Regions from separate parts of the Mus musculus genome. Here all the other regions are linked to region 3. The links are chromatin loops, found by intact Hi-C in ENCODE. Cell type or tissue: left cerebral cortex. All regions are shown on one strand. Region 1 has its middle 19 kb from the start of Gm36827. Region 2 has its middle 38 kb from the start of 4930467K11Rik. Region 3 has its middle 4.5 kb from the start of Gja1. Region 4 has its middle 95 kb from the start of Gm36769. Region 5 has its middle 140 kb from the start of Gm24285. Region 6 has its middle 51 kb from the start of Gm36769. Region 7 has its middle 9.3 kb from the start of Gm24285.

The links. Hi-C counts contacts between places; a loop is a spot of excess contacts. Peaks named below come from ENCODE experiments on the same cell type or tissue, not always from the same donor. Only the 100,000 strongest peaks of a DNase experiment are listed, where the experiment ranks them.
Region 1: it touches region 3 in a loop (9-fold over the local background); 34 of 42 quality-filtered maps call a loop at or near these places.
Region 2: it touches region 3 in a loop (21-fold over the local background); 19 of 42 quality-filtered maps call a loop at or near these places.
Region 4: a loop joins it to region 3, with 2.4 times the contacts of the local background. A loop is called at or near these places in 22 of 42 quality-filtered maps.
Region 5: it touches region 3 in a loop (12-fold over the local background); 14 of 42 quality-filtered maps call a loop at or near these places.
Region 6: it touches region 3 in a loop (2.6-fold over the local background); 2 of 42 quality-filtered maps call a loop at or near these places.
Region 7: it touches region 3 in a loop (9-fold over the local background); 22 of 42 quality-filtered maps call a loop at or near these places.

What each region holds. Positions count from the first base shown.
Region 1 is chr10:56,999,385-57,003,384 of GRCm38, reverse strand. No RefSeq gene overlaps it. Among named protein-coding and RNA genes, the nearest start is that of Gm36827, 19 kb to the right of the region's middle. In left cerebral cortex, a CTCF peak has its summit at 1,849 (motif pointing right); a DNase peak (open chromatin) is centred at 1,874; H3K4me3 peaks cover 371 bases; H3K27ac peaks cover 527 bases.
Region 2 is chr10:57,445,894-57,449,893 of GRCm38, reverse strand. No RefSeq gene overlaps it. Among named protein-coding and RNA genes, the nearest start is that of 4930467K11Rik, 38 kb to the left of the region's middle. In left cerebral cortex, CTCF peaks have their summits at 1,527 (motif pointing right) and 1,741 (motif pointing right); DNase peaks (open chromatin) are centred at 1,521, 1,759 and 2,504; H3K4me3 peaks cover 297 bases.
Region 3 is chr10:56,370,776-56,374,775 of GRCm38, reverse strand. No RefSeq gene overlaps it. Among named protein-coding and RNA genes, the nearest start is that of Gja1, 4.5 kb to the left of the region's middle. In left cerebral cortex, a CTCF peak has its summit at 1,548 (motif pointing left); a DNase peak (open chromatin) is centred at 1,535; H3K27ac peaks cover 266 bases.
Region 4 is chr10:56,838,708-56,842,707 of GRCm38, reverse strand. No RefSeq gene overlaps it. Among named protein-coding and RNA genes, the nearest start is that of Gm36769, 95 kb to the left of the region's middle. In left cerebral cortex, a CTCF peak has its summit at 1,773 (motif pointing right); DNase peaks (open chromatin) are centred at 1,770, 2,935 and 3,520; H3K27ac peaks cover 1,050 bases.
Region 5 is chr10:57,315,722-57,319,721 of GRCm38, reverse strand. No RefSeq gene overlaps it. Among named protein-coding and RNA genes, the nearest start is that of Gm24285, 140 kb to the right of the region's middle. In left cerebral cortex, a CTCF peak has its summit at 2,425 (motif pointing right); a DNase peak (open chromatin) is centred at 2,443.
Region 6 is chr10:56,882,793-56,886,792 of GRCm38, reverse strand. No RefSeq gene overlaps it. Among named protein-coding and RNA genes, the nearest start is that of Gm36769, 51 kb to the left of the region's middle. In left cerebral cortex, a CTCF peak has its summit at 1,788; a DNase peak (open chromatin) is centred at 1,558.
Region 7 is chr10:57,181,340-57,185,339 of GRCm38, reverse strand. No RefSeq gene overlaps it. Among named protein-coding and RNA genes, the nearest start is that of Gm24285, 9.3 kb to the right of the region's middle. In left cerebral cortex, a CTCF peak has its summit at 1,565 (motif pointing right); a DNase peak (open chromatin) is centred at 1,587.

The DNA.
Region 1 (4,000 bases), 630 kb before region 3:
GATGCTGAGTCTGAATTATTTTGAAATCCTAAACAAACCCCACTACAGAGGCCCAGAGCCAGGTTCCATGTGCTATTCCACATGCTCTGTGGGTCTGTGACTTGCTCCAGCAGCTGTTGTCAGCATTTCTCAGGTCTGTCCTGAGCTATCACCAAGAGGCATCTCTGTGAAGACTTGCCTTCTGCCTCCACCATATGTCCTTGTCTAATCCCAGAGTAAGTTTCAGTGTTACTAACAACCCTCAGGACAGTGTCCTGTGAAGAAAGCGCACCCCTCCAGTGCTTGCGTTGCTATGGTCATTGACATCATTAGTTCTGTAGATTCCTGGCTCTTTGGAAGCCTTTGGTTTGAGAAATGGAAGGAGGTGGTTGTATGCAGACTGAGATCGTGTGCATTTGAATGGTCGCATTGCTGTCAAACTTGCCTTCTGTGCTGCTGTTTTCTTCTTCTCCTCCTTTTCCTTCTTCTCCTCCTCCTCCTCTTTCTCCCCCTCCTCTTCTTCCTCCCCCCTCCTCCCTTTTCCTCCTCCTCCTTCTTTTTCTTCTTCTTCTCCTTCTTTTTCTTCTGTGTTTCAAAGATTGGTAATATTGTACATCTTGAGTATTATTCTCAGAAACCCTCCCGAATATGATTCATCTGGCTGATAGATTACTTTCATTTCCTAATTTGATATATATTATATAATTTGAGAATGTGCCTCATACAGTTTCAAGAGCTTCAATGCAACAACGGAAACAAACATCTGGACCCATTTTATCAACTTGCTCATTCCTATCTTAAATGAGAAAATAGTATATTTTTAATTGAAAATATATTTTTTCATAAAATATATTCTATTATAGTTCCTCCTCTCTCAGCTCCTCCCAGATCCTCCCTATCTCCCTATACACAAAATCAACATCCTTTCTTGCTCTCTCTCTCTCTCTCTCTCTCTCTCTCTCTCTCTCTCTCTCTCTTAAAGGAGAAGGTAGCATATTCTTTTACAAATATTCCATCCCACAGATATTGGTTACATCCATTTATAGAATCAGAAGCTTATAGGAAAACAGCATGAATGCCACAACCATGGAACTGTTCAGTGTAATATCTGCATGCAGCCTATAACAACAATAACAGTAACAACACTCTCCTGATTTGGGTGCAAATAGAAACCAAATGGGGCTTAATTCTCATTAATCAAAGTATAGGGAGATTTTCACTGCATTATCCATCCTTACTTCAGCCTAACTCTCATAAATTTGTAAGTGACTGATTATTGACACCATACAACTTGCAACACAATAGATGGAATTATTGATAATGCCTATGTAGGAACACATGGGACTGACCTAAATATTTCCAAGCTTTATAGTATTAAAGGGGGAGAAATAAAATAGCCTTGGCTCATTTTCCTTTCATTCTCCGACTTGACAGTCCACGTGAGCATTTTCCTTCTCCCCAGACTGTCCGTCATTGGGCAGTGTGCTTTGCTCTACGGACCTCACACCTTTTCATCCCTCATCCCCATCTAGCTTTTACTCCGAGGCTCTAGAACTCTGAAGACTTGTTTACACTTCTAAAGTGTGACATTTCCTTCCATTCAGGGGAATTCAGTTCAAAGTGGTACTCTCTACAAAAAACCACAGAGTCGAAATTACGATCAAATGATCCGTTTTCTTGGACCTCAATCTCTTCTTGTACTAAAAAGAAAAAAAAAAAGTCTTGACAATCAAAACAGACGGCACCTGTCCTGCTTGTAGCTTCGAATAAGCACGTGTAAAATGTGACTTCCGTAGACTGTGACAAATGGCCTATCACAGATCAAATTACTGTCCTAGAATATTTACCGCTTCAGTAGCATGAGTTGGTCAGTAGATGGCACTGTTTGTTACATTAAAAAAGAATCGCTGCCGCCTGAGACATCACCTGATCAGGATAAGGAAGGGTAGGAGGGGAGGCGACCCTGCTCTCACAACAGAAACTGCGTTGATTTCTTAGAGGTTAAAGTGACCTTGAAAAGGATCCCAGCACATCTCTCTGGTTTTTCAAAAGGAAAGTTCTATTTTGGATATTCTCAGAGGGGTGGATATTTTTAACGCACTTCATTTACCCCTTTCAAACGGGAGCTACTCAAAAAATTCTGTATCCGAATCACATCTTTTTTCAGTGTTCTTGTCTTCAGTCCTGAGGTGAATATAGAACACTTCTTTACGGTTTCTTCCTGAAAACTCTGCCGAGGTCTTGAGGGAGGTTCACTAGTATCCGACATAAGCCTTTTGTGCTTCCTTGGTCCCTCTAGTCTGTTTCTCAGACTGTACATCAAATCTGCTCCCTCTTGAATTCTAATATGCCATTCAGTCAGGCCCACTATACAGCATAGTATCTGGATGTATACCTTATTATTAGATAATAAAGATATGTGAATGTTGACAGGACACAGAAGATATTCAGGGTATTTTTATTGGCCCCAAAGATTTCCAATCTTTAGAGAAATTGATCTATCAAAATGAACGGAAATAACGTAACTACAGAGTACAAAATATTGACTTCAACCATTTTAAACCAACTGTCTCTTTTCATCTGATTCTTATTTTTCTATGTTTTCTTTTTCTTTTAATATTTTTATTAGGTATTTTCCTCATTTACATTTCCAATGCTATCCCAAAAGCCCCCCCCCACTCCCCTACCCACCCACTCCCCCTTTTTGGCCCTGGCGTTCCCCTGTACTGGGGCATATAAAGTTTGCATGTCCAATGGGCCTCTCTTTCCAGTGATGGCCGACTAGGCCATCTTTTGATACATATGCAGCTAGAGTCAAGAGCTCCAGGATACTGGTTAGTTCATATTGTTGTTCCACGTATAGGGTTGCAGATCCCTTTAGCTCCTTGGGTACTTTCTCTAGCTCCTCCATTGGGGGCCCTGTGATCCATCCAATAGCTGACTGTGAGCATCCACTTCTGTGTTTTCTATGTTTTCAATGTAAGAATTTAAAGTATTTTCAAGTAAACATTCAAACTAATTTGATATATATATATATATATATATATATATATGTAAATATATATACTGGATCATAAGATATCATCCATTTTTTTAAGCGCTGGTGTTTTCTCTGCTACATTTTAAATCTCACAGAAGCATGTAACTTTTTATATGGCATCGACCACAAGAGTTTCACAGTACATACTTGATAATGCTATACAATGGATGCTTACTAAGCATTAGTTGAATGATTTAACAAATTGTTCCATTTAAGCTAACTATCATCCAGAGCATTGCCAGCTACTTTCAAGATATAGTTTTATTAACTGTCACATCACCATTAAGTTCCTGTATTAAGTCTTTACTACACTGTGCCAAGTCTATAATTTTCCTTTGACAAAGTAAAAACAAGCCTTGAAAAATTAATTCTTCAAATTATGAGTGTATATAGTGCAGCAAATTATTCTGTATAATTTTTCTGAGCAAAATATTGTTATAAACATTTCCATTGTATTTTCTTACAATTAAACTTTAGTTATTTTAATTCATTTGGAAATATTTAGGGTTTAATTTTAAGGATTTTTTCTCTTTATTGAGTTTGCATTATTTGTACTGTTGCTGTTTAGGCTGCCACTTTAACTTTGCTAGTGATTATTTTTATTCATTCATTTTTGAAATTAAGTTTGTTCACTTTATTTTATAGTTAGTGTTTTGTCTTTACGTATGTGTACCATATGTGCTCTTGTTTTCTGCAGTGGTCAGAGGGGGGATTGGAGCCAAAAGTAATTGTGAACCACCATGAGGGGCCTGGGAGTTGAATTCTCTAAGAGTAATAGGTCCTATTAACTACTGAGCTGTGTCTCCAGTCTCTCTCTCTCTCTCTCTCTCTCTCTCTCTCTCTCTCTCTCTCTCTGTGTGTGTGTGTGTGTGCATGCAGATATGTCTTTGTGTTTGTGTGTGTGCGCGCATGTTCATGTGTGCTAACCTACATGTATACCCCCTGTATGCAGGTTCTGATGGAAGCCAGAAGGAGTTAAGA
Region 2 (4,000 bases), 1.1 Mb before region 3:
TCTGTTCCAGGCAGAGCTGCTTCCTAGAAGGATGATGTGCTTCAGGCAGGGCAGATAGGTTCTGCCTCCACTGGGCCCCATGGGGGTCCCAGTTATACTAGGTATTAGGGTGGAGGGGTGTGTCTCACCTGCAAGCCTAATTATGATGGACATCTTGGGAGTCAAGCTGTCTCTGGGTGTCCTGATTTTAGTTTTTATGTGAATGTGCTCAGCTATTGTTTCCCTTTTACTCACTGTACCAGACATAGTGGAGTATCTTTCTTTTTATAAACTTCCAACCGAAGAAACACTTCAGCTATTTCTTTACTCATTGTGTATCACCTGGCCTTTACAGTCTCTGGCCTCTCTTATACTGGATCACTGAGTAACACAGATGTATTTTGCTTTTTTTTTTTTTTTTAGAATTAATATTTTTATTATGTATTTTCCTCATTTACATTTCCAATGCTATCCAAAAAGTCCCCAATACACTCCCCCTGACTCCTCTACCCACCCACTCCCACTTTTTGGCCCTGGCGTCCCCCTGTACTGGGGCATATAAAGTTTGCAAGTCCAATGGGCCTCTCTTTCCAGTGATGGCCGACTAGGCCATCTTTTGATACATATGCAGCTAGAGTCAAGAGCTCCAGGGTACTGGTTAGTTCATATTGTTGTTCCACCTATAGGGTTGCAGTTCCCTTTAGCTCCTTGGGTACTTTCTCTAGCTCCTCCATTGGGGGCCCTGTGATCCATCTGATAGCTGACTGTCAGCATCCACTTCTGTGTTTGCTAGGCCCCGGCATAGTCTCACAAGAGACAGCCATATATGGGTCCTTTCAGCAAAATCTTGCTAGTGTGTGCAATGGTGTCAGCGTTTGGAAGCTGATTATGGGATGGATCCCTAGATATGGCCGTCTCTAGATGGTCCATCCTTTTGTCTCAGCTCCAAACTTTGTCTCTGTAACTCCTTCCATGGGTATTCTGTTCCCAATTCTAAGAAGGGGCAAAGTGTCCACACTTTGGTCTTCGTTCTTCTTGAGTTTCATGTGTGACCTTTCAGAGGGAAGCAAAGACTCTGCCAGGTCATTTATGTGAAGAATCTGTGGTGTTTGTTCAGCTGGAGCTGAAGAATTGGTTGTGACTAACAAGAGACCCAAAACCACTAAAGTCAAACCTTTGCTTTGCTGGGATAATGGATGCTGGTCCACCGGGGCTGAGGAATCAGCTGTGGTTAGAGGAGACCAGCGTCACTGAGGTGAAATCTGGGAAGTGTTTTCTGAGAGTCAGTACACAGAAGCTGTGTTCCAGAGGCAGCCAAGGCTGTACCTTGCTTTGGTCATGGTGGTTCACCACAGCAATAGTGTTCCTAAGAAGGGCGACATCTGACTTCATTTCCAGAAGACTACGTGAGGACCCTCATAGGAGATGAAGTTGTTTTTATAAATTTAGTAATGATGAGCTTGTTCAGTTTTTCTATACGAGGCATGCACTTGCTTATGTTTAATAAAAGTTCTACACGTTTCCTGTAGGTGGCGCAGAAAGCACAGGTAGGAAAACGGGGAACGTTTTTATATTGTAATCTGAAACAGAATAAAATACAATCTATTTCTATATTTTCATAATTTGATCATTGAGGTGACGCTATGTCGTATATTTGAGAAATTTTAACGTATGCAATATTTTTTTGGAGTAGAGTGAAACGCTTCGACCATAGGGAAAGTTTGATGATTACCTTCCGTTTACCGTGATTATTGTAGAAGACGCTTGCTGTCATGCACAGAAGCCGCCACAGGGGGGCAGCGCAGTGCTGTGTAGGAAATGATTCAGCTGTACATTAATAGGTTCAGAAATAAGGCAGTGGGATAGAATCAATTATCTATTCAGTAATATGAATTAATATGAAGGCTTTAATAATTCATGATAACTGGCTTTTCTGAAAATAACCAGTCTGTATTATCATTACCACATTATCAAAACAGATCTTAATAACCTAGTGTCCTACAGTTTAATTCAGGTCTCTAAGAGACTTCCTAAGCCACAGCTATGTTAGAAACTAAAGTACCATGGAGCTTACATCTAACACTACAAGTCCCTAAAGCAGGTCTCACCAGGGGATTGCAAAGGGCCTTTTGCCACCTTTCTCTTCTTACATTTCTTTCCCCTTTCAGATTCTGCTTCATGCTTCTATCAATTTTAATTATTAAAGAAATGTATGCTAATACAAAAAGTGCCAAATGGTATAGAAATATATTTTGTATGGTCTAGAAATGTACTTCATGCTTTATCTCATATTTGTATGTTTTTAGGGTTGAGATATGAATTTGTATCTATTTAACAACTTCCTTTTTATTACGGCATGTTTGCAATGTTTTTTTTTTTATTTTTTTTTTTTTTAAATCATGCTTGTAAGACAGCTTTTATACTTTTTATCGTTACTTACTTGCATGTCTGTGTTTTGGTTTGCCTGTGCCATGGCATGTGTGTGGAAGTCAGATGACAGCTGCTGTAATAGTGGGAGTGGAGTTAAGATGCTAAAGTGATGCTTCCAAAATGGTGAGACAGTAGGACAGTTGTGATAGAAGTCATGTGAATAAGAGTCACAGTAGTAAGGAATATCTCAAAGGAAGGCCTAGCAGATTACGTAAAAGACAGCGAATTCTGCATTGATGCTGTGGCCTTGGCTGGGGGAGAGGGACCCTGCACTTCAGAGAAGTAAGAAAAACAAATTGGAAAAATTGTAGGCATGTTTATCTTGTAAGTTAAATAAGTAAATTCTGTAGGGTGCTCACAATATGTTGTTAATATGTTGTTGCCATTTATATGGGCGTATGTGTGTGTGTGTGTGTGTGTGTGTGTGTGTGTGTGTACATTCTGAAGTATTTTAAAGCTCCTGATAGTATCCATCAGAAAACATTCGCTGGAAAAGGGATAAGGATAGAAAGATGACTCAGTGTTTAAGAACAGTATTGCTCTTGTAGAGGACCTGATTTTGGTTTCTAGCACCCAATACTACTCTATTCGTGGCTGCTTACAACTCCAATATCAGGGTATCTGGCACTTTTGGCCTCTAGGTCATCCATACTCACATGCATATACCTCTTACACACATAGCTAATTAAAAAAATATTGTAAAAATTGAGAGCTTCAGCGTTTGTATATAGGCAAATTATGTATTTTATGTAAATGCATAAAAGTGTTTAGGATTCTCAACTCAGGGAAACCCTAGGCCTAGTTTTGTCTTCATTTCTCTTGTGTAATATGTATCCACTAATCCTTAGTTTCTTCCTTTAAACCACAGGAATGATAATAGTAATTTATAAAAACAAAACTCCAGAGCATCCCAAAACTTCCTTGGACTTAAAGGAATGGACTGTGTAAAAACATTTAAAACATGTCCTTACATGTACAGTATATATTCAGCATTTCTATTATATTCATGATTGAAAATACTGCATAAGAATTCTTAGCTTTCCTTATAGTTTTTCACCCCCAAAAAGAATTCTTTCCCTGCTCATTTAGCCTTGCCTGATCCATCACTTTCTGAAGGGTTTTGGCATTTCTAGAAAGGAGTTTAGATTGTTTGTGATGCCAGGTCAGGAGATAAAATGGAGACGTGGGGAGGATAGATGGTCGGCTGATTTCATTCTGTGAGTTAGAAATCATGGACCAGTTTAGGAGCAAAGATCAGGTGTGGAGGGAAATGAAGACAGAGAAGGAAGCATGAGGAAAGAAGAGAGAGCAGGGTTTTGGGGATTAGAAACCAGGAGATTGGGGGCTAGTGAGATGGCTCAGTGGGTAAGAGCACTGGTTACTCCTTGAGGTCCTGAGTTCAAGTCCCAGCAACAGCATGGTGGCTCACAGCCATCTGTAATGGGATCTGATACTCTCTTCTGGTGTGTCTGAAGAGAGTGACAGCATACTCACATACATAACTTAAATAAAAAATTCTTTAAAAAAAATGAGGAGATTGTGCATTAGGCATTCCTGAAAATTGGGGGGAGGGGCAGGTAGAAAGATACCA
Region 3 (4,000 bases):
AGGAAGTGGAGAGCAAGTTTGGAAATTTAATTGGGAAAATATTACTAACACCAAAAACGGAAGCTGGGGTGCAGGGGTGCGGGGTGGGGGGTAAGGGAAGGGGTGGAGGCAGCAGAAGACACTATAGGAGAGAGAATCCAGTGATGGAGAGCGTAAATGCCTAGGCAAAGGTAGCCAAGGGGCCTCTCAACTGTGGGTTAAGGTGTTCAGGTTAAAATTTTGTAAAGATTGTAATTTAACGGAAAAGAATCGACAGTTAAAGCCACAGGTTCTAAAGTGTTTGTTAAAAGAAGGAATGTAGGCCGTGAATCTCCAAGACAAAGCGCACAGCTTGAATGGATTTCCTCTAAAGCCCACAAAGAAAAGAATGACAAAAGCCAGTAAGGTCAAGAGGAGAAAGGCATTCAAGATGGTTGGGAGGCGGTTTAGTTGTAAGGAAAATAACACTAGCCTGAGGCTTTCTAGGTCTTTAACTCAGAAAGGGCAATTATTCATTGAAAACAAGAGTGAATGCAGACCTTACAGAAAATGAAGTGCTGAGGTAGAGGGCTGGGATGTAGGAGAATGAAGGTAGTTTCTCTCCCAAGAGAGAGGTGGTCACCTGACTGAAGAGCTGATAAGTAGCTCCTTGGGAATGAAGATGGATCTGTAGGAGACAGAGCTATCTAAGACTGGGAGGATCAAGAATAACATTGCAGTGGGCTTAGATTTTATTATCTTATCCTTTCCTTTCCTTTCTTCCTCTCCTCTCTCCTCCTCCTCTTCCTCCTCCTTCTCCTCCAGCTCCTTCTTGAGTTAAAGTCTCAATATAGATCCCCAGCTTGTCTGCTGCCAGTTTTTGATTAAAGACACCTTTATCTGAGGTTGAGGTTTTTTTTTTGTTTGTTTTAAATTTTGAGATAAAGTCTCACTAAACAAGTTATGACCCTCCTCCCTTATTTCCTGTGTTAGAATGCTGGTGTGAGCAGCTATCCTGGTTTATATTTTCTTCTATCAGAACTACAATAATTTTGTATGGATCAAATTTCAATTTAAGCTAACTTTTTTTTTTTTTTTTTGTGTGTTCTTTTCCGTCTGCAAGGAAAGAGTGGACGAGAATGTGGAGCTTGACGGCTTGCAAATATGGGAATGCTTTTCCTAGATTGGTAGCCAGCTGGGAAGGGATCTTACTGTGAATGCTAGGAGCCAGCAGCTTCACAAACAAATTACACTAGAATCCTTTTCTACATAGTTTCTGAAACCTGACAACTCACCTCCTATTCAATTCCAGAGGACTCCTGTAACTGAAACCTTGCTCCCCATTTATTTAGCTCTCTGACATCTTTGAAAACAATGTAAACGTCAAAATTTGACTCTGTCTAGGTAAAATTTCTATGGGTCTTCCATTTACCTCCTAGTGAATCTGACTTTGAAGCTAAACAAACAAACAAACAACATGTTTATAAAGGGAAGGAAGAATTTGCTTTGTTTTGCTTTGTTTTGTCAAATGGAAAAGACGTTTAGCTGTGGATAAATATGTCTCTGGCTCCATCTTCTGTACAGAGTGCAAATGAACAGCCCAAGAAGCTACTGTGGCAGCTCTCTTAGAGAAAGCCACACCTAGGATCCCTTCCTCCTAGCCCTTCGCTTAATTTATATACAAGTGTCGTTCAACAAACCTCAACTCTGCTTTAAAAAATATAACTGATAAAACACTTGCAGTTTATTTAATCTTTGATATCATTTTTCTATGACGCTCAGTTAATCTTTTAGGATGTTTACATTTAATTATGCAGTAAATATTTACTGTGTCTTATGCCTGCCAGTTGCCAAATGCCAGTGAAAGGATTTTTTAAAGGATTTATTTATTTATTTATTTATTTATTTATCTAATGTATATGAGTACACTGTAGCTGTCATCAGACACACCAGAAGAGGATATCGGTTCCCATTACAGATGGTTGTCAACTACCGTGTGGTTTCTGGGATTTGAACTCAGGACTTCTGAAGAGCAGTCGATGCTCTGAACTTCTGAGCCATATTTCCAGCCCCGGTGATGGAATATTTAATTTTGGACGCAAAACCAAAAACGGTGTTAGGGTGGTTGAGCTTAAGTCTTTTCATTCTCTTAAAAGAATTTTGAAAAAGCAACATATAACCAGAACAAGAAAAAAAAAAAAAAAAGAATGCTAGTTTTGTTTTTCGAAAGGAATCACAGTCTTCCCCTCTATAATTAGGTGGAGGCACTGTTAACAATCCTATGAATAGAAGGCTGGTGAGATATAGCTTAGTGGGTAAAAGCACTTGCCACCAAGCTTAACCACCTGCATTTGATTCCCCAGGACCCACATGCTGGAAGGAGAAAGCAGACTCTTGTTAAATTGGCCCCTGACATCCACATGCATACTCTGGCATGAATGCACTTATATATACATGTGCTAAATAAATAAATTGTAAGAAAATCTTATGAACAACATGTCTAGCCTCAAAATTTTAAATAAATTGTTTAGGAGCAAAAGCTAGAGAGCTAGTTTCGTTTGTGACAAGATCTTATGTCGCCCATGCTAGCCATCAACTAGCTGTGTAGGAAAGGCCAATCTTGAGTTCCTGATCTTCCATGTGCTGAGATTACAGGCACGTACCAACATTCCTGGCTCAAAACTATAGTGATTTTACACACTGCCGGATTTTGATTACATAAGGAGAACAACCTCCTGTTACCCAGATTTTCTGACCACCACACATTGTATTCATATATTAACACAACACACATTTGCATAATTATTGTGTGTAAATTAAAAGTAAAAGTAGCTTTAAAATAGAGGAACCCCTTCCACTCTTGACAGTTTCCCTCACGTTCCCTAAGTCTATTTTGTCTCTGCTTTAAAAAGAAAAGAACAAAGGAACATTTGCGCTGGTCATCTAAATTTTGACTATATTTGGAATTTTAGTCTGCTGATTACCCACCAAAAGAGAAAATATTTCAAGACTTGATTTTAGGTTAAATAGCATGAACATTACTCAACTATCTGAAAGTCATTCAGCACACATCTTTGATTCCACTCTTGAGGAGGCAGCCAGATCTCTGTAATTGCAGGCCAGCCTGGTCTACATGTCAAGTTCTAAGCCAATTAGAGTCACACAGCAAAACACTGTCTGGAAAAAAAAATCATTAGGAAGATAGCTCTCTCATGTGTGTGATACCTGCCATCAGTTCATATTCTGTATGTCCATATTCATCATTGCATCACATGCTGTGGAGATGTAGAAAGCATAAAGAACAGTCTACATGTTGAAAACATCCTTGTATTTAAGAGTGAAAGCAAGTGTATAGTTGAAATAACAAATTCAAGAAGAAAATTATTCAGACATTATTCAGACAAGTATTTAATCGAATTAATAACAAATGAAAGGAAGAAAAGAAAAACAGACTGACTTAACATTGCTTTAAGAGTCAGCTGAGATAAAAATTCCCAAATGAAATATTTACAACGCTTGGTTATACTACCACTTACCAAGGTCGTTAAAGTGCCTTTCTGTTGTATGTCTGAGCTGGTTTTGGTACACAGGAAGACGGACCAATCTCAACTTTAAACCATGCATGTCTGTGATAGACGGCACCAAGCTTAACACAGTTTTTATTTAGTGCAAACATAAAACAACACAATTATTCCCAAGAAATCTCTTACCATAGAACTATAACTTCTTTATGCATTAGAACTATTTCAGCCTGAAGAGGTACAGAAGACTAAAGCTGAAAAATTACTGTAGCAGGATTCGTATAACTGCAAGGTTCTTGTGACTTTTTAGGATTATTTGTGTGTGCGCGCGCACGCGTGTGTGTGTGTGTGTAGGTGTTTTTGGAGATTAGAAGAGGGTGTTGGATACCTTGGAGCTGGAGTTTTAGGCACGTATGAGCTATCCAGTATGGGTGCTGAGAATCAAACTAAGTTCGTAGCTACAGAGTCATTTCTCCAGCCCCCTCTAGTGACTTTTTAATCTCTTGGTGGTTCCTGACATC
Region 4 (4,000 bases), 470 kb before region 3:
CCAACTTCATACGTTCATCTGACTCTGTGTGTGTGTGTGTGTGTGTGTGTGAGAGAGAGAGAGAGAGAGAGAGAGAGAGAGAGAGAGAGAGAGAGAGAGAGAATGTGTGTGTTTGAGTGTGTGTGTATGTTTTAATTGAATTTCCATCACTGTATGGCCTTTTTTGTAAACTGTCACAGTGTAACTCATTCCACCCTTGAGGCTATCCCAGTAAAGAGGGTGCTTCCTCCTCATGAAAAAAAAAAAATTCCACAAAACTAAAATTTTTCATGGTATACCAAGTTGTACATGAAAACCCAAAGTTATGCTCTTAATTATGTATGATTCTCTATGAGAAAAGAGTCTGCTGTGAGTCCTGCAGAAAAGTCTCCATGTTCTTGTTAAAAAGAAACATGATGTGAGATGAAAAGAAGGAAGCATCTATTGTATTTAAAGGTCAGCATCAAAAGCGGTTGCCTTTTGGATCAGGACACAGTCCAGTTGGTCTGGGAGTCACTTCAAGGCTGAAAGGGAGGGGCAGCTTTGTAGAAGACATCAGGGCAGTGCTGGGCCTGAGGGGCTGTGCTGCTTGGCAGCTCACAAAACTATGCCTTAAGTTGGTACAGAATGAGCAAAGAAAATGCCTGGTATTCAAGAATTGAATCTTAACTGGGAGTCAGGATTGCACTTTTGATTTTCAAGGGTAGTCCTTTACAAATCACACACACACACACACACACACACACAGAGAGAGAGAGAGAGAGAGAGAGAGAGAGAGAAATAGAGAGAATTGTGGTGTGTATGTATGTGTGTATTTATTGTGGGTTGAATGTGGCTGGACCCTTTTCTTTATCATCTGGTTTTAGCTTCTTATATCCTTAGAAGAGGGAAGAAAAATAATGTGAGTGAAAGAAAATATCATTTAGCCATTTAGCAAGCAACCTCAGCCCTCCACACACACAGCTCTTTAAAACGGTTGCGTCAGAGGAAAGCTAACCTTGGAAGCATGAAGGCTGTAGAAAACTCTGAGCCAAAAGAAGCAGCAATAGGTGTGGTACTGATTCCGTTCACTGTTACTCACCAATAACCTGGTTCAGACCCTTCATGCGTGTGTGAGCCTCTACTGTGAGGTATTCCCAGAGGGCTCAGCCCTAAGGGATCAATCATCTAGATTCACCACACTCGGCGGCTGCTGCCGCTCATTTGGCGTGAAATAGCTGGAGCTTTCAAATGTTGTTTGGTTGGGTCGGGTTTGAAATGACTTTGAAACATCCTTGTTGAAAATTATAACAGAAACTCCAAATCATGGGCTTGTCTCTCAGAAGAAGCCAGTATGGATGTAGAGAGATCCTGGGGTGGAAGTATTCAGAAAATTGACTATAACTGAAAGCAGAAGAAAGGGAGTGAATAAATAATGAAATATAAAGTGAGAAAGGAACAAATTTGAATCCTGCTGACGCAATTTCTTTTCAAAAGATCAAAGCAAGAGAGATAGTAAAAGAGATTTTAAGTGTCAGGAAGGCAGGAAGAATGGTTGCTTATATATGCTGTTAGTTCCCCCAGTTTCTGAATGTTCTGGAATGCCTGTCAATTTCTGCATATAGAGGATGCTCTGAGTGCTTCTTCATCTAACAAGACATCAGGGGGAGATCCCCGTAAATATTGCTCTTACGTTCCTTCCCATTGATAGTTTCCTTAGCACTGACAGTACCTGTGTGATTCCTTCTTCAGCTGCTTGTGAAACCTCTCAGAAAACAGTGATTGACAGGAAGGCCCTGTTTATGAAGATGCTGACCTCAAGGGGGCGCTCAAAGGGAGGAGTGCTGTAGAAGGGTCAAGTTAAGAACCTGACTGGGTTCATAGGAATGGGTTGAGCTTTTTCAATTAAGAAGTCGGTTTCAAAAATAAAAACAAGAACACATTGCTTCTGCACAGCAGAATCTTCCGTTCTTTTTAAAATCATGACTTTTGGAAAATGTCACTGAGCTAGTCTCCTACTACTTAGCAAAGTTGTCCTAAAATTTAAAAATGAAAATAAAACACAACCAAAACCAAACAAACAAAAATAAAAAACACCATAGAGTAGGAGGTATGCATTAAAAATAAGGACCGAAGGGCTACACACAGCCACTGACATTCTTAGATAAAGGTATGCTAGCATCTCTGATGTTGACAAGAATTCCAACAACCGAAATACACCAGTTTGCTCCTGCTCCGGCCACCAGCACTTCTTTCAGGTAATACCTGTCCCACCTCACAGGTTTTTGTTCTTTCTGAAGTCCCTTTGCAAATATTGTTTCAACTTGGAGAAATACATTTTGACCAGTTTTCTAAATCTTCCTGGTTGAGAATTACAAGCTCAGTAGTTACCAATTTTTCATCAGAATAATGGTAGCATTAGTGTCTCTGTCTCTCTCTGTTGCTGTCTCTCTGTCTCTCCCTCTCTCCCTGTCTCTCTCCTTCTCTCCCTCTGTCTCTCTGTCTCTGTCTCTGTCTGTCTGTCTGTCTGTCTGTCTGTCTGTCTGTCTGTCTCTGTCTCTTGCTTTGGCTCTCTCAGATTTGCTTTGCTCCAAGTAAGACAACTTAGAGCAGCCCAAGGCTGTGAGCATGTGCCAGACTGCCCTGGCTCTTGCTTGGGGGCTCAGTCATTTCATTTACTGACTCTAACTCCTCCAACTTAAGATAGGGGAATATCTTAGAGGGAACTCACCTAAGTCCTCCTGAATTATGGGCATGCTGTGTTATCCTTTAAAATCAACAGAGAAGACACTGATGAAACCTGAAAGTATGTCCCCAGGACTAAATGTTAGCCAACATTCCTTTTTCTTAAACTTGAAGAGAACAGGAATTGAACTGAAGTGAGAGCCTCTTTTACAAGCCCCTTGACCAGATCCAAGCAGGGGACCTGCCTTCCTGGTTGCAAATGAGCATTTCAAAGCAAGAGGGATTAAAGGACAGCCACAAGGTAGGCACACTGCCATCCCCCTGAGCTTCCCGGGGTGACAAACTTCTGTTAGCCTCAGAGTGCGAACATAGCAGTCCTCACCAAGGGTAACTGAGAAAATGGGCAAGCAAGGAGTCTAGGAAATGTATACCATCTGTTTATTTGGTACATACTCTGCTAGCTCAAGAACTTTCTTGTTTAGGATTTTTTGTTTGTTTTCAGTTTTGTTTTTGGTTTTGTTTTGTTTTGTTTTTCAATTCAGTAAGTATTGATCTAGTGTCCAGCCCTCACAGGGGTATTAGGCAGGTCTCTTGCCTCCAAGACCGAAGAGGAATGTAGACAGATGCCTGGCTTCTACCCAGCTCCACAGCAATGTTTTATTATGAACACATGTACGTGAGAGCGCTGTGACCCTACTGACCAGAAGCTCCACGCTAAGAACAAAAACCTAATAAAAAGGCCGCCCAGGTATGAGGGATTCCAGACACAGTTAGGGTCCCATGGCAGAGAATTTAAATGGATTTGATCAAAAGTCAAAAGAAGCCCTTTCACGTGCTCTTACTGAGGAACTTGGCGTGCAGACTGTACTTAATTGAGAGGCTTTGCTGGCCAAAGTGTGCTGGCCTCGAGCCCAATCACAGGACCCCTTGGAATAATTAGGAAAGCCATTAGTTCTTGTGCCTAATCCCAAACCACCTTGTCTGAATCTCTCCCTGCTTGGTATAGATCACAGGAGAGGTAGTGCCACACCCCCCTTCACAGCTCCAGGCCGTAAGGCAGACTCCTGCAAATGGAGATAGTCCTTTCCTTTTTTAAACACTTTATAGGTTTCATTAACTTTAAACATCAATAAAGCTCCCTCCTTAAAAAAGAAAAAGAAAGAAAGAGAGAGAGAGAGAGAGAGAGAGAGAGAGAGAGAGAGAGAGAGAGGGAGAGAGAGGGGGAGGGAGGGAGGGAGGGAGGGAGGGAGGGAGGGAGGGAGGGAGGGAGGAAGAAAGGAAAGAAGGAACTTAAGCAATTATAACTAATTTAAATGGTATTATTTTTCCTTAAGTTTCTTTACTTCTTTTTTATGAT
Region 5 (4,000 bases), 940 kb before region 3:
TGTAAAGTTCCTACAATATAACACTTTGTATGTTGCTCATGTTTAATAGTAGAAGCCTATCTCTTCCTCTTTTTATTTATAATTAGTTATTATGTTTAAAACTGTTTAGTCTGAATTTTACATTAACTGGACTATGTGGACCACGTAAGTTGAATTCTGCAGAAAAAGCAGAAAATGATTTGTTAGCATGCTAAACATCTGCCCAATTCTGTGTAAATAGCCAACTATTTCCCAAAATTCATTTTGACATTGAGGTTGCTACTGAAAAATTCTCGTTTAGCACTGTGTGCATATTCATGGTATTAATAGAGAACTTTGTCTTATCTATGCCAAGGCTGCTTTAATTAACTTGGATTGTAGCCAAAATACATCAAACCTTTACAGTATTATGGTGCAGGCAGTTGGCAAAGGAACTTGGCTATCACATCTTATCTATGTATGTACTTTTAAAATTAATAAACATTTGCATGGACTTTATCACTTAAAGTCAGCCACAGTCTCTCCAAATACCCTTTGCTTTAGAAAAGTGCAACGTGGACTTCTGGGAATACAGAAGGTGATTTGTTATATGAGTTGCATCTCTGTATGCTGTGATGAAGTATTTTACAGAAACAACTTCAGGGAAGAGAAGCTTATTTTTACTTTCAGTTGAGAAGACACAGAGCATAGTAGTAACTCTGTCCATGGACTGTTCACATCTTGGTGGATCAGCAAGCAGTGATAGAACCAGAAACCCAGTCTGCCTATAGCCCTCAATGTCTGCCTCAACTTTCCAAAGCTTCGCCACTGGGGATGGGGTGGGGAATGACACCAAGTATTCGACCAATGAGCCCGTGAGGGACATACTTCATTTAAAAGGCAGTAAATTTTGAATACCTGTAAAATTTGACTATAACTACTTATTTCCTTATACTTTTTGTAACTGGTATGTTCTTACAGTACACAAATGGATGCATCATTCAGTTTTTGCTCAAGTTTTAATTAGAATTTCGCTGGGCTAAAGAATCAGATACTCAGATGTTTCCCAGCTTTTCCAAATCCCAGAATGTGTAAAATTTCTCATTATACATTTAATTTTGAATTAGCTATAGTATTGTTTTTGGTAGTTAGAAATAAATGCTATGTCTTTCCATCATTGGGGAAATCTATGATGTTTAGAAAATGTTTTATTTTCTGAGTATATGCTTTGGAGATCAACGTGCTCGAAAGGGAACAGGATGGCACGGCGAAGAGTACCATCTACTTAAACATCACAACAAATTTCACGACATGATTGTTTTCACAAAGCTTCATTAGGGTATTAGTCATATGCGATGAAAACACGCAACTAAGTATCTAACACTGGCTATCACATTTGGCCAAACTTAAGACTCACCTAGGGATAAATAAAACTTCTGCCTGTTAACATCATAATGTCTTGGAGCAAAGTTGCAGCACTTTGATTTTTAAAACTCTTGAGATGATTGGAATGCCTAGTCAGGTTTGTGAGTTACATGGACGAATACCTTGCCTTTTCCTGCCATGTTCTCTTCTGGCATATATGTAACATCTGTATATACTCACGTACATGCATATATACTTGTATACACACACACACACACACACACACACACACACACACACACATATATATATATATATATATATATATACTTGTATATATATACATGCATATACATACATATAAGTGCATATATACTCAGAGATAATGAGATGTCACTTAAGGTTTGCATTTGATAATTATACCCTGATAATAATGATATTTATTGTCATGAAGCTAATTCCGTGAGAAGTGCTGTCCACTCTTACTAGCTGTCTTAATGTATAGTCTCTTGCTTACGCTTCATCATACTTATGTGGTGCATTTGTTATTCCCATTTTAGTGGTAATGAATGTGAGCAAAGTGATGGCGAAATCCTTGCTTAATATCACACTACTGTGAAATTTTAGAGCCAAAACTCCTAATGGACTTCAGGCATGCTTTTCTATACAGTCTTCACAGTTTTCTAATTAAGTGGTAATACGTAGGGGGGGGGAACCCATCAGATGATCAGATAATGGAGCAGGGTGGTGGGAGGGTATAGAGGACTTTCGGAGAGGAAACTAGGAAAGGGGATAGCATTACTATGGAAATGTAGGTAAGGAAATCAGAGATATCTACTTCTGTTTGTGCATTAACTGCTATAATTTACTAAATAATGCACTCTATGCTTTATTGTATTTCTGAAAAGCAAATAAATGTAACTTGGTTTAGAGAATAAAATCTAACTGTAGGCAGAAAGCTTAGAGATGACTTGGCAGTTTCTGATAAACAAGGAGGTTTCTTGTTTAGGGAGCATAGCTTGATACATCAAGTTTGCTTTCCATAAGGTTCTTTGAATTCAGAAAAATGTTTAGTTTGGATAATATTCCACAATTCCTGTAGATGGCAGCAGCTTTCTGTCATTGGGCCTTTGGTCTTGGTGAGAAGCACTTTTGGTTGGCAATCTTCTGGAAATTGCACATAGGAAGGTAATTTGTGATTGCCAAGTACCAAGCAGAGGTATATTTTTTATTTGGTTTTCCAAAAGCAATTTCCTGATATTTGTTTTGAAAGACTACCCAGTTTCCTACATTTGAATAAGGATTGAATCATATTTGTCTGGATCTAAAGAATAAAGATCAACCAAGTTCAGGACATTCTTAAGAAAAGTAGCATTTGTAAGCATTCCCTTATCATTCCTGGAAACTACAAAAGGCAGATGCATGCTCTTTAAAAAAAACAAACAAATAAAATAAAATGACTTGCATGGTTTATATGGAATTCCAAAAGCAATGATCCAATAAATTTACTAACAGTTCCAGTAAATTTGCTTCATGGATCCTGCATCCGATGATTGCCTTCTGCTCTTAGCTTTTTCTGCCTAATATACCATGTAATACGGTTCAAATCAAGAGTTTTATTTGTCAAATCATTCACCGGAGCAGCCAGTGAAATCTTTTTCTCTGTGTAAGACAAATCAAAGCCACTGGTGGTTCTGTTCATGTGGCTTCCGAAAGGGAAAAAAAGCCATTGTGTTCTTAATGGCCTTTAAATACATCTACTTAAACCTTTCCAAAGTTCCTTATTTTATGTTAAATTACATATGAGTATTCAGGCGGATGTAGCTGAGAGAACTTGTGAAGAATATAATTCTTGGATTGAATAACTGGTATTGAGAGGAGGAGATATTTTGATTAGTTATTTCAATACAGCTAGGACATTAACTCTCCAGGCTCAAACACTGGGAACTTTCCCAGCCATGTTTGAATTTAATGAAATGTTGATTCATTTTCTGAATCTCATCCTTCATGGAACTTGTCCAACTCAAGACATTTTGCCTAAGCTATGTTATGGAAGCTGTTTTCTGATGTCTCTAAAAAAACTGTGTTAGTGGTCAAGAATCCACATAAGTTTTGTGAATTAGGAAACCTTGTGCAAAAGTTGACAAAAACAAAGAAACCCTTCACTCCATCAATAGATAGCAGATGTTCTTTTTGTTCAAACAGATCAGAATTGAAGAAGCATCCTACTGTATCAGCTGTACATCGTTGTACATTCCAGGCACCCACAGGACTGTCAGACTAATTACAGGGCAAATCCCTGGAGTGCCTTTATTTCCTCTTACTTTTAGGATCAGTTATATAAAGTTAGCTCCCATGAACATAAATTCTAGAGTCCTCTCCTCTCATTTGGTCTTATGGATATGAATGTCCATTTTGTTTGGTCAACTTTTGAAGAGGGTCCCAAATTCCAGACTTTAGCTTGCATGGAAAATGCTTTAATCACTGTGTCATCTCCCCAGTCTAAGAGCTAAAGTTTCTATAGGTTGGGACCCACAAGGCATTATTATCCATTTTAAATTGCTCTCATTAACTTATAATTCATTGCATGGATTTTTTCAATACATATTTCCGTGCCCACTTTATTCAATATGGTAGTTATGAAAGAGATAGTTTCTTTGACCCCCAAAATTTAGGT
Region 6 (4,000 bases), 510 kb before region 3:
GATAATGCTCTTGATTACAAAGTCATCTCTCTAGCCCAAAAACAAGCTTCTTTTCTTTCTCTAGACCTTATGGTATTCATATGGGAGTCTGATGGCTGAAGACACTATTTTGCTCACCTGTGGCATTTGTGAAACCCAAGACTGGGCAGAGCACATGGAAAACAATCTTCAGAAAATTTAGGAAACACCAATGTGTAAATTACTGTAAGAACCAAAACCACTGTAGATTTTCAGCTACACTAAGCATCGTGCTTCTTTCTTAAGTCCTTAGCTATCCTCCACACAACCAACACTATTCTAATGTCACAGTCCCTACAACTGTAAAGTCTGAGGCGGCTTTAGGCTTGTGATTGGATGGATTCCTGAGAATTGCTCCTATCTTCTGACTCTTTGCCTTCTCCTCCAGGTCTGAAGTACCCTCAGCAGGGCTCGAACCACACCCCATTTTAGATCTTTGCACTTTTGTCTGTCCCTAAAACTTAATTCCCTTCACTTTATTGGTCTGCCTAATTTTATTTATCTTCCAAAACTGTTCTCCTACCTAACATCCCAAGATCTTCAACACTAAGTATCACTGGATTCAGATGCATTTCCTATGTGGACACACAGCTCACTTTACCATAGTATTTACACGTTTGTATCATAGTTACAATTGGACTAGGAACTTTTCAGAAGGAAGATGTATGCAGAGTTTTTCTTAATCTTTTTATTTTCAGCACTGGTGCCTACACTAACACTTGTGAATACTCACATGTTTGCCTAATTAGTAAAAGCATTAGATAGTAGCAAAGGATGAACAGCTATATGTAACGTGAGGAATCTCTTTTATTTTTGCTTTGTTTGTTTTCAGGGTTTAGGTAAGAGCCAGGTAATTTAACAGATTATACCTGCTCAATCTATGTTTCCATAATTTAGTAGAGTTCATTAGTTCAAACATAGATGGGTAACTAGACAGAAAATTTAATTGCTGGTGATTTACCTCCTCTTATTCCTTGTCACTAGCCACCAGAAAAATAAACAATGACAGAAGTTTGACTAGTAAAAATCCACCCTAATATTTGAAAATTCTCAAAGGATACGATTTACAGAATGTCAAGCTGATTTAAAGTGAGTGTATAAATGTAAGAGCAGTAGAAGGGGAACTTGAAAGATTATTATGATAAGTGGTTTTGCACTGATCAAGCAATGGTTTAGTTTGGTCTTTTTACAGTTTCAAGGAGTTTCTGTCTTTACTGGCACATGGGTAGTATTGGACAGTTTGGAAAGCAAAGCGGCAGGAGGCACGGTCCGTTTCTGCCTCTAAAGGATTGCTCTAGCCCCCATTTTTCCATGGCTGGGCTATCTAGCAACACTAATGGGAATGTCAGCAGTAGCACAATGCCATTTCATAAATGACTAGAGGCCAAAACCTATGTCCTCTTAGATGACCCAGTGATATCTTTTCTACAAAAGATACACAATAAAGGAAAATTCTTAGTGAACTCTTTTTTTAAGTGATGAAGCTTGCCAAGTTTGCCTCCGCATGTTCTAAAGTTGGTTTTGGCATGTCTAGTATCAGCCATCTAAATGTCAGTGGGAGACCTTCCTCACGGGAAACAGATGGTCCAGGCACTTCAGAGAACTCAAGGAAGGTTTATTTACAAAGAGACAAATGGCCAAGATGTGAATGGAATTTAGGAAACTGCTAGAATAATACAGGGACCTGGGGCACTAGCAGCAATAGAGACCTTTCTGCTTTCCTGCCCCATGCCAGAGAGGAAGGGAGGAAAGAGGCTAAAAGAGAGGCCTGGAGATGCAGGCACTGTCCACCAGGCAAAGCCAGCCCAAGGTACCTCTGCAGAGGAAGTGAGGAAGCACTGGGATAAACTCACAGTGTCATTCTTTTTACCCTCTGCTGGGTTCCTCTTTAGAAGCCTTGGGAATAGAAGGCATTTTGATATGTAGATAAATCAGCTGCTTTCCCCTCCCTTGGTGCTGAATAGTTTTGGTGTCAACTTGACACAAGCAAAAGTCATCTTGGAGGAGGAAACAGGAATTACAAAAATGCTTTCATAAAATCAGACCACATGCAAGCCTGTAGGGTGTTTTCTTAATCAGTGATTGATGGTGGTGGTCCCTGACTAGTGTGGGTGGTGTGTGGGTGGTGCTGTCCCTGGGCTGGTCAGTCTGAGTGCTATAAAAATCAGATGAGCAAGCAAGCCATGGGGAGCAAGCCAGTAAACAGTACCCCTCCATGGCCTCTGTATCAGCTCCTACTTCCAGGTTCTTGCCTTGTCCGTGTGCCACCCTGGCTTCCGTCAATGAAGGACTACAATGTGGAAGGATAAGGTCAATAATGCCTTTCCTTGCCAGCTTGCTTTTGGACATCGTGTCTCATCAAAGCAATAGAAAGCCTAAGACACCTGCTACCTGCAGTTCTTTTACCTGGGTAGAAAGCCAGAACCGGCAGTCAATAAATGCTCAGTCTTATCAGTTCCCATAACACTGTAGGGAAGGATCGGCTACGTCATATTCCTGCCTGAAGCTAGAACAACTAAGCAGTGGAGAAAGGGGCCTGCATACAATGATAGAACCCCACAAAATATAGCTTTTAATGCTTCTTTCTATAGCTAATCAATAGGGTAACTTGAGTCCTAATTGCTGATTACACTACCCAATTCCATATCCCCATACTTCAAGTGAATCTGCCAGATAAGGAATTTTCTTTTTTTCTCCGGTGGGTTGACTTAAAAGTAAGTATCTTGGGTATCAACCTGCCCTGACACATCAAGTTGCATTAGGACTAAGCATATTCTCACCTGCTGAGGCCAAAAGAGGTAGCCCAGCTAGGGGAAGGGAATCCAAAGTCAGGCAACAGAGTCCCAGTCAGAGACAGCCCCTGTTCCAAGTGTTAGGGGACCCACATGAAGACCAAGCTGTATATCTGCTGCATATGTATAGGGATCTAGGTCTAGACCATGCATGTTCTTTCATTGGGCCTTCTTTTCTCCAAGGAGAAGGGGAGAGGGGGATGGGAGAAGGAGGATGAGAGGGTGGGAATGGGGAAGAGGAGGAAGGGGGGCTGTGATTGAGATTATCAAATAAATAAATAAATAAATAAATAAATAAATTTTCTCCTTTTGTGTCCCGGATCTTGCAAGCTGTAACTTTCGTAATCTGTGGATGTGGTCTACAAAAGATTGATGTTGTCTTGTGAGACAAGTAAGAGTTGAATACATTTCAAGAGTCTTGTTTATACCTTCATCCATGTCTCCAAGATACCCCCACCCAATGAGGCAGGGCAGCACAGCTTCTTAATAATGACTGTTCCTTAGCAGAAGAGTTCTGACAGTTCAAACCTTTAGTCAGTGCTATAACGGTTCAATCCTTCTAATCATCCACTGAGCTCAGCTGTCAGCCACATCTACTCTGTGATGATAGGCGGCTTGGGATATCTCAAAGTTACGTGGGGAACTTCTAGCTTTCTGTGTACATTCTTAATTGCATGTTCATAGCTCTGTATTCTCTGGGGCTGCACCTAAGTAAATGATTCTATATTAAGCTGTCAGAGCAGCTAACTGCCAAAGTTACTGCATTTCTGTTAACACTTCATTCTGGGCAACAAGAGAGACTTTAAATACCCACAATACCCTTGTAGTCACAATATCCTTATATGCCATAGTCTTTTCCTGGTTCAGAAGTTAGGTTCTATAAGGGTTTATAGACTCAAGTTACCAAGGGCATTTATATCATTCTCTGTTTCTTTTATAAGAATATCAAATTGTTCTATTGCTAAATAGCATTTATTTCAGAAACATTATATCTGCAGCATTTCTACAATGTAAAAGTTACATAGAAATGAACTTCTTTCAACTTATACCACATAAGTATGAGAAAGAGAAATTTCGCGCTTAACTCTCTTGTAGCTGTTTATGAATGATCCCCATGACTACTGCCACTCCAGTACCATACTGTTATTGTTATTTTGTTGTGGTTGCTCTGAGCAAACAGCTTTGAAAAG
Region 7 (4,000 bases), 810 kb before region 3:
ACTATTATTCTTAGGGTTGGTTTTCTCATAGTGTCCTAACTTTCCTGGATGTTTTGTGTTAGAATTGTTTTAGCTTTAGCATTTTCTTTGACTGATATATCAATTTCTTCTATCATATTTCCTATGCCCAAGATTCTCTCTTTCATCTCTTGTATTTTGCTGGTGATGCTTCTATCTGTGTTTCCTGTTCTCTTTCATAGGCTTTCCACCTTCAGAATGCCTCAGTTTGTGTTTCCTCTATTGCTTCTATTTTCATTTTTCAAGTGTTAGACAGTTTTATTTATTCTCTAACCTGTTTGATTGTATTTTCCTGTATTTATTTAAGAGATTCATTCATTTCCACTGTAAAGGCCTCTATCAACTTTATATATTAGATTTAAGGTTATTTTCTCACAATTCAGATCTTTTAGGATATCAAGGGCTTACTGTCGTAAAATAGTTGGGGTCTAAGAATGCCACATTGCCCTGACTTTTGTTGATTGTGTTCTTATGTTGTCCTGGAGCCATCTATTTCTAATGTTGTCAGGCCTGGCAGTCCTTGATAGGAGCAAGTCTCTGGGGCTGCAAGTAGAGCTAACAGTCCCTAGTGATAGCAGGCCTCTGGGATTTCAAGTTGAGTTGACTGTTCTGGTGTCAGCAGACTTTCAGGTATGTGGACAGAGTTGGTGGTACCTGATGGTTTCAGACTGCAGATTGTTTGGGATAGGGGAGGGCCCACAGGGATGCAGGTAGTGTTGGTGGCCCCAGATGGTTTCAAGCACCCTGGATTGCAGGTTCAGGTGTGGACCAGAAGATGGAGCACAGAGGTGACAGAGCAGACCTCAAGACTTCTGGCCTTGCCAGATGACCCAGTAGGCAGAGGCCAGAAGGACCAGAAGGTGCTTGAGGACCTTATCTGTTATCCTTGGGCAGCAGCAAGCCTCCAGTGATGCAGGTGGAGCCATGGCCCAGGAAATAGAGTGCAGAAGGAACAGGGCAGAGTTTGCCACTGCTGAGTTTGTCCAGAGGGTCCAGCTGGCAGGGAATTGGGATATAGGGTTCTCACCTGGTGGTTCCTGATTGCTACAAGCCTCTGGGATGTGGTTAGAGGTATGGACTGGAAAATATAGCACAAAGGGGAAAGAGCAAACTTTATGGCTGCTGGGCTTTAATGAGGATCCAGCACATATGGGCTTGGTGCTTGTGGATCTCAACCATTTGCTCTGGGTGACAGTAGGCCTCCAGGGTTCTAGAATTAGTTTCTAAAATGAAGTAAGATCAGTGTGAGCAAATGCTAGTTCAAGCAACAAACTGATAAGGCTGCTTTTAATATTTACCTTTATCCTTAAATTTATATTAATCTTATTTGAAAATGATCATATAGCTTTGTCACCTATATATTTATGGTCAAGACATCCAAGATCCTTCCTTATGGCCTTTTTCAATGTACAGTATAGAGATGCTACCTATAATCAGTGCTGCGTGGAACACACTGAGCTATCTACTCCTAATTATACCTCTTTGCCCATGGAGCATATCATCTATATTGTTCTGGAGAAAGTTGTAAACTATGCTTGCTCTTCACCAGGGGGTGCTGTTGCCATCTGAAACAAAGCATGTGGCTACTTCCAAGTAGAAATTTGTTTTGGAATACACATTTGTAAGAACACAGCCCTTCCCATTTCCCCCTCAACTTCTTCTTTTCTGCTATTTTTCCAGCAACTCCACCAAAGTACTCCATATTGTCTTCATGGTATTTTATGTCATCTAACATTAAAGTTAGTTGAAATCACTTGTTTTAAATATTAATAGTGACCATGAATTATGAACATATAGGTGATTCACAAGATGCTACAGGTAAGCACCTACTAAAAAGTTTGACACACTGAAATACATGTGTGTATTTACTTAATTTTAACCATGCAAAAGTTCAATCTGGTTATGATACAATGTCCTATGTATGAATGAATAACTGTAATTTTATAGATAATACAAAGGTGTGGGATAGTATGTCTTTTGCCTGTGACATTTAATTTTTATATTCTAATGGGAAGATAAGTAAACTAACAACATCATGACTTATGATGGAATTTGAATCAAGGCTGTGATAGGTGATAATCACTGCTATTTGACTGGATTTAGAATGAACTCATCAATTGTGGCATACATCTAGGTATGTCTACGAGGGGTTTTCAGAAAGGGTTAAGAGAGAATAATAATCTATTTTAAATATACATCACTATCTATCTATCTATCTATCTATCTATCTATCTACCTATCTAACTATCTATAATGACCTGTTTCTTGACTTGTGTAGAATATAGGGCTAATCCACTCAGAGTTAGGTACTTATTAAACTCTTGTGCTTGTGGCCCTTAAATTTGGCTTCCTAGATCTCATTTGTGGCTCTACCACTTATTCAAAGAACATTCAACAAGTTAGTCATCATACAAAGTTTCCACATGTTTAAAGTGGTAAAATCATATCATCTTTCATGAGCTAATCAGTTCTCACATCTGTGAGAAAACACCTGAGAGAAATATCTTAAAAAGAGGACTGGTTTATCTGGCTCTGTTGCTTTGGAGTCTGTCTAAAAGCAATAAATCATGGTGGGCAACATTTGGGACAATAAATATGCTTACATCATGACATCCTGGAAGCAAAGAAGAGAGAAGAGAGTCAGTATATGGCATTCCCATTAAAGCACATCTCTAGTAATGATAATGTAACTTTCTTCCGAAAGAATCAGTGTCCTAAGGTCATTTCTGTCTCCTGATAGTGTTGATGGCTGGAGACCAAGCTTTTAATGCACTTGAAATCTAAAATCCTACATGTAGTCATAGATTTACTGGTCCTTGGGTACCGTAATAACTCAATCTGGTTATTATACCATGTCCAATGTATGAATGAATACCTATATATTTTAAAGTATACACAGATAGGTGATAGTATATGTTTTACCTGTAAGATTTAGCTTTATATTCAAATGCAAGGACTAAACAGACTCTCAGCAGTGTCAGTCCTGATGGAATTTGAAACAAGACTTTGATAGGTGATCTTTATAGGTAATTTGACTAGATTGACAATGAGCATGCTTGCGGGTATGTCTGTGAGGACCTTTCAGAGAGGGTTAAGGTAGAAAGATGATCCGGATTTAATCAGAAGCTTAGCAGACAATTCCTTCCAACTGTTACAGTTTAAAGTAGAAATGACACCAACGTGGTTATTTCTGTGTGTTGGATAATTGCTTGTTTCATTTCTAGAACCATTTCTTGCTAGTCTGAGTGCTACATGTGAAGAAATAAGAATGTGGGTGAGAGTCATTTTGAATTCCAGTGTGTGTGTTACCATAGAAAGACTGGTAATAATATTTGCAGTGTGATTTGTGAGGACCAAGCAGAACAGTTAGCCTTCCTCATACCACATAGCCACAGGGTAGATAGAATCACACAGCAAGAGATTGAGATTCATATCCATCAAGATTCCATGCTGTAAATGTGTGGGCCATGTCGGCAGGGATGACTTTGTGGGTAGGTGGAAAGTATTAATTCTGATCAGTAGGATTGGGCTTCTCAGAAACTCCCCTGCACATTCTCCCGATCTCTTCTGTGTTGGTCTTTGCTATTCACCAGACACAGTGTTGCTATTCACACCTCATTTATTGCATTTCAATCATGAATTGTTATTCTAGCCATGGAGAAGGAGCCTAGAAAGTTTATTAAATTTAAAGATTGATGAATGTTGAAAGTTCTACAACTGCTTTGCAGGTTTCAGTTTTAATAACTAACAGAGACGTATGCCTCAGATGATGTTGCTAGACGATACAGGACTGGTGAAAACAGAGCAGAGACTTCCAGTTAAAGTGAACAAAACATTACTTTGCTATGCTCTAGGATTGTTGGGGAATAAACAAGACTTTTTTCAAAAACAAATCCATCCCCATAATGTTATTTGGATTTGGATAAGCTCTCTGAATTTTTCTTCCAATACCTAATAGACACATTATGTATTATGTTGTAGT